Regions from separate parts of the Homo sapiens genome. Here region 1 is linked to region 2. The links are chromatin contacts, found by Hi-C in ENCODE. All regions are on one chromosome and are shown on one strand. Each heading gives the region's core, a stretch centred on a gene start or an enhancer-like site at or near the end of the contact. The rest is flanking DNA. Distances are from core to core; before and after follow the strand shown. Region 1 holds the start of KRIT1 (KRIT1 ankyrin repeat containing). Region 2 holds the start of TP53TG1 (TP53 target 1).

Region 1 (5,373 bases), core at 2,586-5,085, 4.9 Mb after region 2:
ATTCTTTGGACGAATAACAGCAACATATGCATCTTCTATGTTTTCTGGATTTCCCATTGCTTTACAAAACAAATAAAAAAATCCTTTGAAAGATTAAATGACACATTTGATGGCAAGATAAAAAAAAGTAATGCATCTTAAATTGAAAACTTTTATTTCCACATAATCATGTCGAAAAAATTAAAAAAAAATAAAATGTTCTCTATCCTAGAATATACAGTGCCTAAAAGGCAAGCCAGGAATGACTTTGACTGCATCTTTACTGTTCAACTACTCAAAACCTTAGCTGATAATTTAAGATTTCCTTTGTATTTCTTTTTTCATTTTAAAATAGGGTTATACATTTTCATAGGTGTTAACTGCATAGTAAGAATCTGCCTTTGGGGCCAAAAAAAAGTGATGATGATTATAAAATAACTTGTAAATAATGACTTGAAATAGTGATTCAGAATAATATACACTTTTTCCATAAATTACAAAAGTGAATGTTAGTTATACTGTTAACAGTTTGGAAGCTGGAAATGGTAGATGTTTTATATCCATTGACATTTACTCCAGAACTTTCAGCAAGGATAACTTTGATATCAGACATTTGGATGAGCTAAAGCGTAGTATGTAATTTTCTTTGGAGTTGCTTATCACAGAACCAAAACTATTTGGTCAGTTGATAAAAGCTTTCTGAAGGTGATTTAAGAATCTTTTCCATTTCCCTTATCAATTTCCTTGATAATCCAAATTTTTGTTTTGTTTTGTTTTAGACAGAGTCTCGCTCTGTCACTTAGGCTAGAGTGCAGTGACAATCTCGCCTCAATGCAACCCTCGCCTCCCGGGTTCAGGCGATTCTCCCTCCTGCCTCAGCCTCCTGAGTAGCCAGAATTAACAGGCGTGTGCCACCATGCTCGGCTAATTTTTGTGTCTTTTAGTAGAGATGGAGTTTTACCATGTTGGCCAGGCTGGTCTCAAACTCCTGACCTCAAGTGATCCACCTGCCTCGGCCTCCCAAAGTGCTCGGATTACAGGCGTGAGCCACCACACCTGTCAATAATCCAAATTTTTTATTCCAAATATATTCACTGTGTGTGTGTGTGCGTGTGTGTTATGCATATACTTTGTCCCACTAAATCTTAAGTCTCCATTGCGCAATTTCCAACAAGTGACTGAATTTCAACCACAATCTTAGTTGTATAATAGTTTTCTTCATTGAATAAATTTCTTTCATGGCTACACTAAAGTGCATCTTTCTGTACTGATTATTTTTTATCTTTTTTTGAAAAAGCTTCTCCCCATTTATTTGTCAGTAAATTTCTAAAAGAACATTAAAGAGTTTCTTTCCCAGCTATGTTGAGATGAACTTTCTTCAGTTTTTTAAAAACCATTAGGCATTAAAATTACCTGTTCATATTTAATGAGTTCCCTACTGCTGCAACTCTCAAGATAGACCATTTTCAAGAAAGGGTTTTGAATGTTATTTGAGAGGCGATAGAGTAATTTATCCTGTTTCTTCCACTGCAACTGAAAATGTCACTCTGTAACTTTTAATTCACTTCCCTAAATAATAATTAAAAAGTGCCTTATGATTGTAAAATTACCCTAAGAAGAAATTCTTTTAAAATACAGTAGCTTTTGGCATTTTACATAAACTTTAGCCTAAGATTAAAACAACCATTAAAATTATTGTACAAAAATTTTAAATAAAATAATTTAAATACTTTTCAAATTTATTTTAAATTCTAAAACTTTCCATTGATTTAGATCCAAAAAAACCCTACAGATATTTCACTAGAAAAAAATACAGTGACACATTAGGATAGAGACATTTCATTGTGTGAAAGGTTTTGAGGACGTTATCATTCTTTATCATTATATACTTCATGAAATTTTTTTCAGTTCAATTTTTTGTATAAAATCATTCTTAAAACCCACCTCATGCAACAGACCTTCCTACATCATGTGAAAAGGATGAGGCCTTTTTCTTCTCAGAATTTCTATTTAGCAATTACTTTTCACCACAGATTAACAATGACTTCAAGATAATAAACGTTTACAAATTATGAGACAGACGCATTGAAGACTGCAAGCCCCAAAAAGAAAGACATTGTATTGTGAATACACTGTATGATATATGGGCACAATTACAGAAACCATTTTATCTATTAAGGACCTAAAAGAAAAATCAAGTAACTCTTACTTTTCTAAAGACAATTTAAAGCAAATCAATTCCTGTCTTGGTCAACTCATGTTAAGAAAACATTTACTAGCAAAGTACTTTGTCAATACTCATCACTTCTCTAGAATATTTAATTAATACTGCACAGAAGCCTGAACTTTTAAAAGGTAAACAAATGTGATTTTAAAAAGACATAACTATGACAGTAACAGTATTTTGTTTTCTTAAACCAAATACTTTTTTACCATATCCCCAAAATATTCTTAAAATTCATTTTCAAGAACTATTCGTACTTGACTACTTAAAATCTACATTCTTCCAGTGACATGAAAGAAGGAAACAAAGGCTTAACAGGAAAATAACAAAAGTAACTAACATAGGAAGGTAAAACTGCTAAGGGAGAAACACAGACAAACTGATAGAAAATGAGTAGCTTGAACTAAAATACAAGAAAGGTATAACTAGAGTTTGCAATATGTTTAGACTGAGTCTGAGATGAGGGTTCAAGTGAATAAGTACAGGAAACGTGGCATTTTGTTATATGGCTCACTCCATTCTGGAAAATGTTAGGCACAAATGATAATATGCTCCCTAAGTAATAAGATCTTATAAATAAAGCAGTGGAAGTGGTCCTTAATTAGGGGGGTGGCACCTACCTGGGATCACTGGAAAATATGGAGGGCATTTCTGGTTGTCACTATGACTGATGAGGGGAGATGTACAACTGCCATTTAGTGTCCATGGAACAGGTTTGCTAACATCCTCTTAGTATGCTAGACAGCGTTTGCAAACAGAAACTGTAAAGGCACATATGCACTCCAGAAGGGTAAGAAAATAATGAGGCTGAGATCCTGAGTTGGACCACCGAGATGAAAGACTTCTGGTGAGGCTAAAAACATGTAGAAAAAGCGATGAAAGCCAAAAACCTTAAAAGGTGGAGAAAAGTGTAGAGGCGAGAAGTGAGTTACAGGGGGAGAAGTGAGTTAGAATGACAAGCTGTGAATCCCTTTCCCTGCAATGACAAAAATACGTAATCACTCTGCCTGGGAGGTTTTTTCCTGCGCCACCACCCGTCAACGTCCACTACTGGGGAAAAACGTAAGCCTCTTTGCTCAAAGAGTTTCCACCCAAAAAGTGGCTATGGTTTCTCTGTAACTACATGTGAAAAATAAACTCCTTGCCTGGGGCAACTAGATGTGGAGATGGTTCAGTCTCCCACCTCCGTTTTCCCTCGCTGGAGTCGAACTTGCTCCTCCTGTTTCCCGAAGGACACCGAGAGGTCCCACCCGTACGGGCTGCCGCGAGTGCCTCTCTGGCCGCTACATTCAACTAAATGGGTGGGACAGTCACCTGGCGAGGGGGGGCAGGGACCGTCACCGCTTTCTCATTCCTCCTTCCCTCCTCCCAGGCACAGCAGCCCGGCCCAGCTTCCTGTGGCAGAAAAACCCTCAGTCGCCAAAAGAAAGCCGTCTTGAGGGTTCCCCCGCGCTCCCACCCGCGCCCCAAAAGCTCAGGTCTCTGGAGTCGGAGACCCTCCTGCCCACCTGCTCTTTACTGTCCTTCCCTCTCCTCGCACCTCAGCACCATTCACCCCTCACCCTCTCCCGAAACTACGGGGTCCCAGGTCTTCAAAGGCCTTAGCTTTCCACCCCGCCGTTACCGTGGCTATGAAATCGCTTCCGGGTTCACACCCTTTGCAGCCTCGCGGTTGGCGGTGAAAGAGCTTCCGGGTCGGCGGCCGGGCTGCTGCCGTTCCTGCTCCTTTTCACTGGACCTGCAGTCTCTCAGGGGCTGGTGGCAGGCGACTAGGAGACTAGGGTGGTGGCGGTGGGGGTGCCAGCGGCTGAGCCGGAGCCGGAGCCGGAGGCGGGGGAGGGGAAGAGGGCGGCCGGGGCTGCGAGCGCGCAAGGCTGGAACATGAGCCGGGCTTGACCGCGAGGCGGAGGCAAGAGCCACCGCCCCCTCTTCCCCTCCCCCGAGTGAGGCGGCGCAGCGGCCGGAGAGGGATGGGGGGCGCCCACCCAGTCTGAGCCTCGCCGCGGGCGCCTTCGGCTCACGCAGCGCTTCCCGCGGGCCGCCAGTGCGCACCCTCGGCCACATCAGCCTCCGCCTGGCGGGTGCACCCGGGCCGGCGAGGAAGGGGCAACCGTCCGGGTGGGTGGGGCGGGCTGGGTACCTGAGGTCACCAGCTCGGCTGTAGAGGCAGGGGCGGCGGAGGCGGAACTGCGGAGTTGCTGGGTCCACCGACCCTTACCCTCAGCGAGAGAAGTAACCGTAAGTCTCAGCTTCGCGGTACAGATGTGTTTGAGGCTGCCTCTACCCATTTGTGGCTCCGAGTTCAGAGCTACCTACTTCACACCCTCCCGGATCTACTAGGAGTGTGTCTGTCGCCTGTTTTGGAGCATTGTTGTTCTGTCTGTCCCCATCCCTGAACAGGCAGCATTCTCTGCCCTACAGGGCTTTTCTCCCAGCGAATTTGCAAGCCTCCGGGTCTCCGTGACGCGTCCCATCCTCCCCATCTGGATGCATCTCCTTGTCCCTCTGTCCTCAAAGGATCTGTGTCCTTCCTCGCAGCCTCCCCCCCACCCCCATCCTTTGAGACGTGGAAAGCCACGGGTTCTGCCGACCTCGGGGGCTAGAGAGAGTCTTGAGAAGCGGATGGGTAAAAGTGCTCTGCAGGGCTGTGATGGGTGGGGATAGGTGCAGATGGCTCCAGTGAACCTTTATTTTTGCAGCTTCTGCCACCAAAACAAAAGAATGGAGCGCTCCCCTGTATTCTTATTCTTCTCCGTATGTATGAGCTGTTTTTCTGTACGTAGCTGTTTGAGTCGCAGGAAATTGAAACTAGAGCTGTAATAAAGCATCTCCTGAGGAGATTTTGAGAATTAGTCTCCCAAGCTCTATTCACACGGAATGGCATATCGAACAATCTTGTATTGGAATGACCATTTCAGAAGAGCTTTACTGGTAGATCTGACAGATAAATGTAAAGATAAGAGTCTGCTGTTTCAAATAGTGTATTTTAGATACCTTTAAATTTTAGTGTTCTAATTTTCATCTAGTTCTTAATTTGTGAAGTATGTGGGTATGTGTAAGGTGTAAAAATCTGTGTATTGGAAGGTTTTGCTTTGTTACAAGCTTTTGCTTTGTTGCTTTTGAGACAGACGTTTAAAGATCATATTAGATTGTATTTGATAATTATTTTC
Region 2 (5,053 bases), core at 1,491-3,990:
ACAAAAAGTGGTTCATACATTCATCAGTCAGTTGATGAATCATGTTTAATGCCTGTTGGTAACACAGAATTTAGAGCCACTTTGCTTCACTCTTTTCCCAGTCTTGTTATTTATTTCAATGGAAACAAAATGTTCCTGTAAAGATGCCTGGATTTTTGGATATAGAAAAAGTTGTGGGACTGAAAAAAATGAGTGGAACAGAGATTTGAGTATGTAGAAAATAATCTTTTTAAATATTTGAACCAAATGTTCTAAAATTAGCTTATGGTGACTGCATAACCCTGTGAATATAGTAAAACCATTGATTTGTGGACTTTAAATGGCCGAACTTTATGGTATGTAAATTATATTTCAACAAAGATGTTAACAAAATTTTTAAATGTTATATTTTGTTTAGTAAGAAGGTATTTTTTTCTGAGATGCAAAAACATCATAGTTATCTTAACTCTTCCCCTCAGATTTTGGTGGCAACTTTTCATGTACTGTAAATATCATCAAAAGCAACCCCAAATCAATGATTAGTACTAAAAAGAGACCTTTTGTATCAAACACTGTTCATCTGCTGTTGGCAGTGGAGTTCATTTTTAATGCTACATTGCCCTCTTTGCGTCCAGTGTACTTTAATTTGCTGTTGGCTGCTTCCCAAAATGACCATATTTCTACTGCCCCCCCATTAAAAAGAAGAAACATCACAAAATTATTTCTTCAACATGTTCATTTTATACATCAGAATGAAAGGAGGTTACAGGTCTCCCATAGATTAGGGCTATTTACCATATCTCCTTACTTATTAGAGTCACAAATCTTAGCAGGAAGCCAGTTATGCAGATTGAAACATGAACTTCTTAGTCTAGCATTTTAATACTTTTTAATGGTGAAATTTATCTAGACTTATCTATAAAGTCTTTTGCAATTTGTGGTATGCTGAGTAAGAACTACAGAAGAACAAAAATAAAAGATTTTTTTAATGGCAACTTAAAAAATTATCACCACTTGTACTACTTACAAATTTTCCTCCAAAAAGTTACTTTGACTCATAGTCAATTTTTAATCTTGGAACAACTTCTTGCTATCACAAATACTTCAAGTGCCTAAAACATCTTCCTTACCAGCCAATATCTCCCGCTCCACTCTAAGAAATGCAAACTCGTTCAAGTTTAACCTGAATGCAACATAATTTGGAATCTTTCATTAAAATATATATCACACATTTTGAAGCCAAACATATTTTAAAATACCTGTTTTTGGTGATTTGGGGTACATATGCTTATCAGTATAACATATTTTAAAAGATTTTTTTCTACATACTCAAATCTGTGTTCCATTCATTTTTTCACTCCCACACCTTTTTGTCTATCCGATAATTCAGGAATCTTTACAGAAACATCTTGTTTCCATTGAAATAAACAACAAGAGTAGGAAAAAGAGTGAAGCGAAATGGTTCTAAATTCTATGCACCAACAGGCATTAAACATGCATAAACTTTTAAAGAGATGCCAAGACTCACTAAAAAGGAGAAAAAAAATACAACGAAGGTTTCTGAGTAGTTTTTAGTTACTCAATTTAAAAACTTTATCTTGTAAGCAAACTTTAACATCATCCAGAGCATCGCACTTATATATGAAAGAAAAAGTTCTTTATCACACCTTCAGAAATTACAACTACAAATTCCTAATCCCTTATTTAAAATCTTTTTGGCTAGATATGTTTCAAAATTCAGAACTTTTCTTAGAATAGTACGTCTGCCATATATTATGAAACACTTCCAGCAAGCTGTACTGTAATCAAACACAATATTTCTGTAGAAAACTTATGAATATTTACACAAAGGGAACATTCAGTTACACATAGCCTCACTTCCCTTCAGGTCAAACTTTACTGCTAAAGGAGTTAGAAACGACAGACAAAGGAATGGGGCCTGTCATGACATGTTAATTTGAAATCTAAATCTTTATCTTTGATAACTAGTTCAGAGTCAGTGTAAACATTTGGTCTTTCCTTCCACAAAAAAATGAAACAGTGTATTTAAAATTAAAAATGAAACAGTATATTTTATTTCAGAAGGTAAAAGCAAAATGAATTAATCTGTGAAACTAAGTCAATCACATTATGATCTTCTAGAACTTGGGTAGCTCCACTCTGGTTAAAGATTCCATTTCTTGGCACAACAGTAAAAGACATCAGATAGGCCCGGGGGTAAGCATCCCTGGGGTATTCAAATAACTTGGGTAGCAATGAAGAGCTGCAGAAGAGCAAGGAGACCCGAGATGATGTAGTGTGCTGCGGCATACCTGAGTTGGGCAAACTCAGCCTCCGAAGATTAAAGGAAAGAGCCCAAGTAGGAATCTGTGTGATCACTGTTCTTTTGCCAAGACACGGGGTGGACAATAAGATTCCTTTACAAAGCACTGGTGTAAGTGTTCGCCTGGTGCTGCAAAAAGCGGCTCACTGGGAATGGGGAGGAGCGTGTGGTAAGCCAGACCTGCGGCGAGAAGTTGGGTGAAAATGGGTCTTAACCATCGCTTCCTGCATCTATCCCAGAGGGTTGGGTACCTTCGTGGGCGGAGCGCGGCCTGCCCAGAGTGCCTTCTAGATCCTGGGTCAGGCGCCAAGCTCCCCAGCATCATGCAGGAAGCTGCAGCCCCGCAGAGTTAGGACAGCTCATTTGGCACCCGGCGAGCCCTTCCCAGGCCCGCAGCCCAGAATAGAGCCGGGGCCCAAGACGCCCACTGGAGACAGGGTCGGGTCCCACTACCGCGCAGGCCCGGCTCGCCCCCGACGTCAGGCACGGGGCGGGACCCTTGCAGCTGTCCGTCCAGTCCCGTTCCCCGGAAAGTGAGGGGCGGGACCCTCGCGGCTTTCTATCCAATCCTGTTCCCCGGCGAATGCGGGGCGGGACCCTAGCGGCCTTCAGTCCAATTCCCGCACCTTTGAGGCCCAAGGGGGAGCGAGCCGGTGCTGCTGCAGGCTGAGGCTGCGGCAGAGGCGGCGAGGCGCGGGCGGTGAGGACGGACAGGTCCGTTGAAGCAGCATTCCCTCCCTCCCCTAATCCTTCAACTCGGGGGCGGGGGAAAGTTAAGTCGTGCAGAACCGCAAAGGTGCCTGGATTTGGTGGGGGAGTAGTGTCATCAAGCATCTCGCCTGCTGGGGTCTCAGGGGTACCCTCAAGGTTGGGCCGCGGGGCTGCTCCGTTGTAGTGCTTAGATTTCTCTCACTTGATGGCCTCTTGAGTGCAGAGTTGCTCTTGGGTTGGTGGGAAGAGCCTCCGAGCTCTCATTGCCCTCTGCTCCTGCTTCTACCCCTTGCCACTCTGCGACGAACCTGTTACCCAGCCACTGAAAACGTATCCTCTACCCTTTGAACCCGTCTAATGGAAGGTGTACTTGTCTGAAACCTACTTAATTGTATGATCATTTACTCCTGCTCTCTAGCAGGTGGACTATTTGCGTGTGTTTGCAGTGATTCACGAAAAGTTTGTCTTGGGAACTCCCAACTCCTAGTTTGTCTGCATTCCACCTTCTTTCACTAGCTTGTTCATTTCTTTTTCCCTCTTAAATATTTGTTAAGCTTGTTTCTTTCTTCCCACAGTCACCGACTTAGTCCAGTTCCCTGTGATCTCAAAACAATTGTTGCAGCAGGCTCCTGGCAGTCTCAAGCAGTTCATCTTCTTGGTGTACTGGTATGTGACAATTCCTTCACGTATTGTTCGTGGTTCTTTTCCACTTTCTGTGAATTCATATCTAATTGCCCCCAGAAAGTCAATTCTAATTAAATCTAGCATAATCATTTTCTTAGTGCTATTGGAACCATCTTATTTAACTTAATCTTTGTGGTTGAGAATTCAAGAAAACTCTTCAAGAAAGAATCCAATAATTTATATTTTTAATGTGTACCGGTTGGTGGGTTAAGCACTATAGTGGGTATGTAACTAATACTCTTGCTTCCAGTTTTCTAGAGTCTATTAAGTGGCACAGAGGTAAACAGAATAGCTTATCTTCTCTGTATGTGTGTACTAGTCTTCTATTGCTGCCTTAACCAATTACACAAATGCAACAATTAAAACAACACAAATGTATTATCTCATAGCTTCTGTAAATGTGAAGTTTGGGTGGGCTTAGCTGAGTACTTGGCTTAGAATTTCACAAAACCGAAACCAAGGTTTCTGTAGATTTGGATTCTTTTCTGGAGGCTCTAGGGGAGAATCCACCTCCAGGCTATTTCAGATTGTTGGTAGAATTCACACTGACATTTCTATATCCTTACTGTTTGTCAGCCTGAGCCTCTTTCAGTTCTTTAAGGCCATCTGCATCTTCAAAGACACCACAAATCCTTCTCAAGCATTAAAGCAGTCTTACTTGTCTGCCACTGGCCAGAGAAAGCTCTTTGCTCTTATGGACTCAAGTGATTAGATTAGTTCCAATTCGATAATATCCCTATTTTAAGGTCAGTTCTGTAGAGAATATCACAATCACAGGAGTAATGATCTCACCATATTCGCAGGTTCTGGGGATTAGCAGGGGTGGAATCTTGGGGGCCATTCATAGTAATTGTGCCTACCACAATATGGTGGTTTCAGGCAGGATTATTTTGTTTTTATAATGTGCTTTCACAGGCATTGAAAACAAATTCTGACTTTATTGAATTGTATGATTAACCACTCTAAGATAAGGAAATTCACTTAAAGTTGGTTGCCCTAGGGGCACATGGCTAGAAAGTGGCAGAGTCTGTACTTGGATCCAGATCTACATTTCCATTAGGTACAAACCCATTTTTATGGATGGTCAAAATGGTGTGCAGCCAAAGTCAATAGATAGAAAGAAGCTAAAGAACTTTGAGTTAATTATTATTTCTCATTTTCAAATTATCTCTTTATATTAGTGGTACAGGCTAAGCTCTTCTCCCTACAATAGAAAGCCCAAAATACAATGGTATGAATAAAATAGAAGTTTTTTTTTTTCCATACATCTAGAGGTAGGAGTCCAGGACTAGTAGGGAGATTCTGCAATCCTGCATATATGACTTCCATAAATGAGGCCATGGTGCTGTTTAGTTC

The links. Hi-C counts contacts between places; a loop is a spot of excess contacts on that map. Pooled maps may share reads with other maps.
Region 1: a loop to region 2 is called in a map of B cell, with 8 times the contacts of the local background. The contact joins the promoter of KRIT1 here to the promoter of TP53TG1 in region 2. A Hi-C loop is called at or near these places in 2 of 168 maps with a recorded cell type or tissue (B cell and naive thymus-derived CD4-positive, alpha-beta T cell) and 6 of 50 pooled maps.

The regions. Positions count from the first base shown.
Region 1 is chr7:92,242,079-92,247,451 of GRCh38, forward strand. It overlaps KRIT1 (KRIT1 ankyrin repeat containing), which reads right to left and starts at 3,836. Exons shown (of 19, transcript NM_194454.3): 1 at 3,712-3,836; 2 at 2,824-3,093; 3 at 1,924-2,071; 4 at 1-59. The coding sequence starts at 57. ANKIB1 (ankyrin repeat and IBR domain containing 1) reads left to right here and starts at 3,896. Exons shown (of 20, transcript NM_019004.2): 1 at 3,896-4,441. RefSeq lists an enhancer at 3,717-4,011 and a silencer at 3,942-4,331.
Region 2 is chr7:87,342,752-87,347,804 of GRCh38, forward strand. It overlaps TP53TG1 (TP53 target 1), which reads right to left and starts at 2,741. Exons shown (of 3, transcript NR_015381.1): 1 at 2,292-2,741. CROT (carnitine O-octanoyltransferase) reads left to right here and starts at 2,913. Exons shown (of 18, transcript NM_021151.4): 1 at 2,913-3,016; 2 at 3,589-3,679. RefSeq lists a silencer at 2,729-2,938.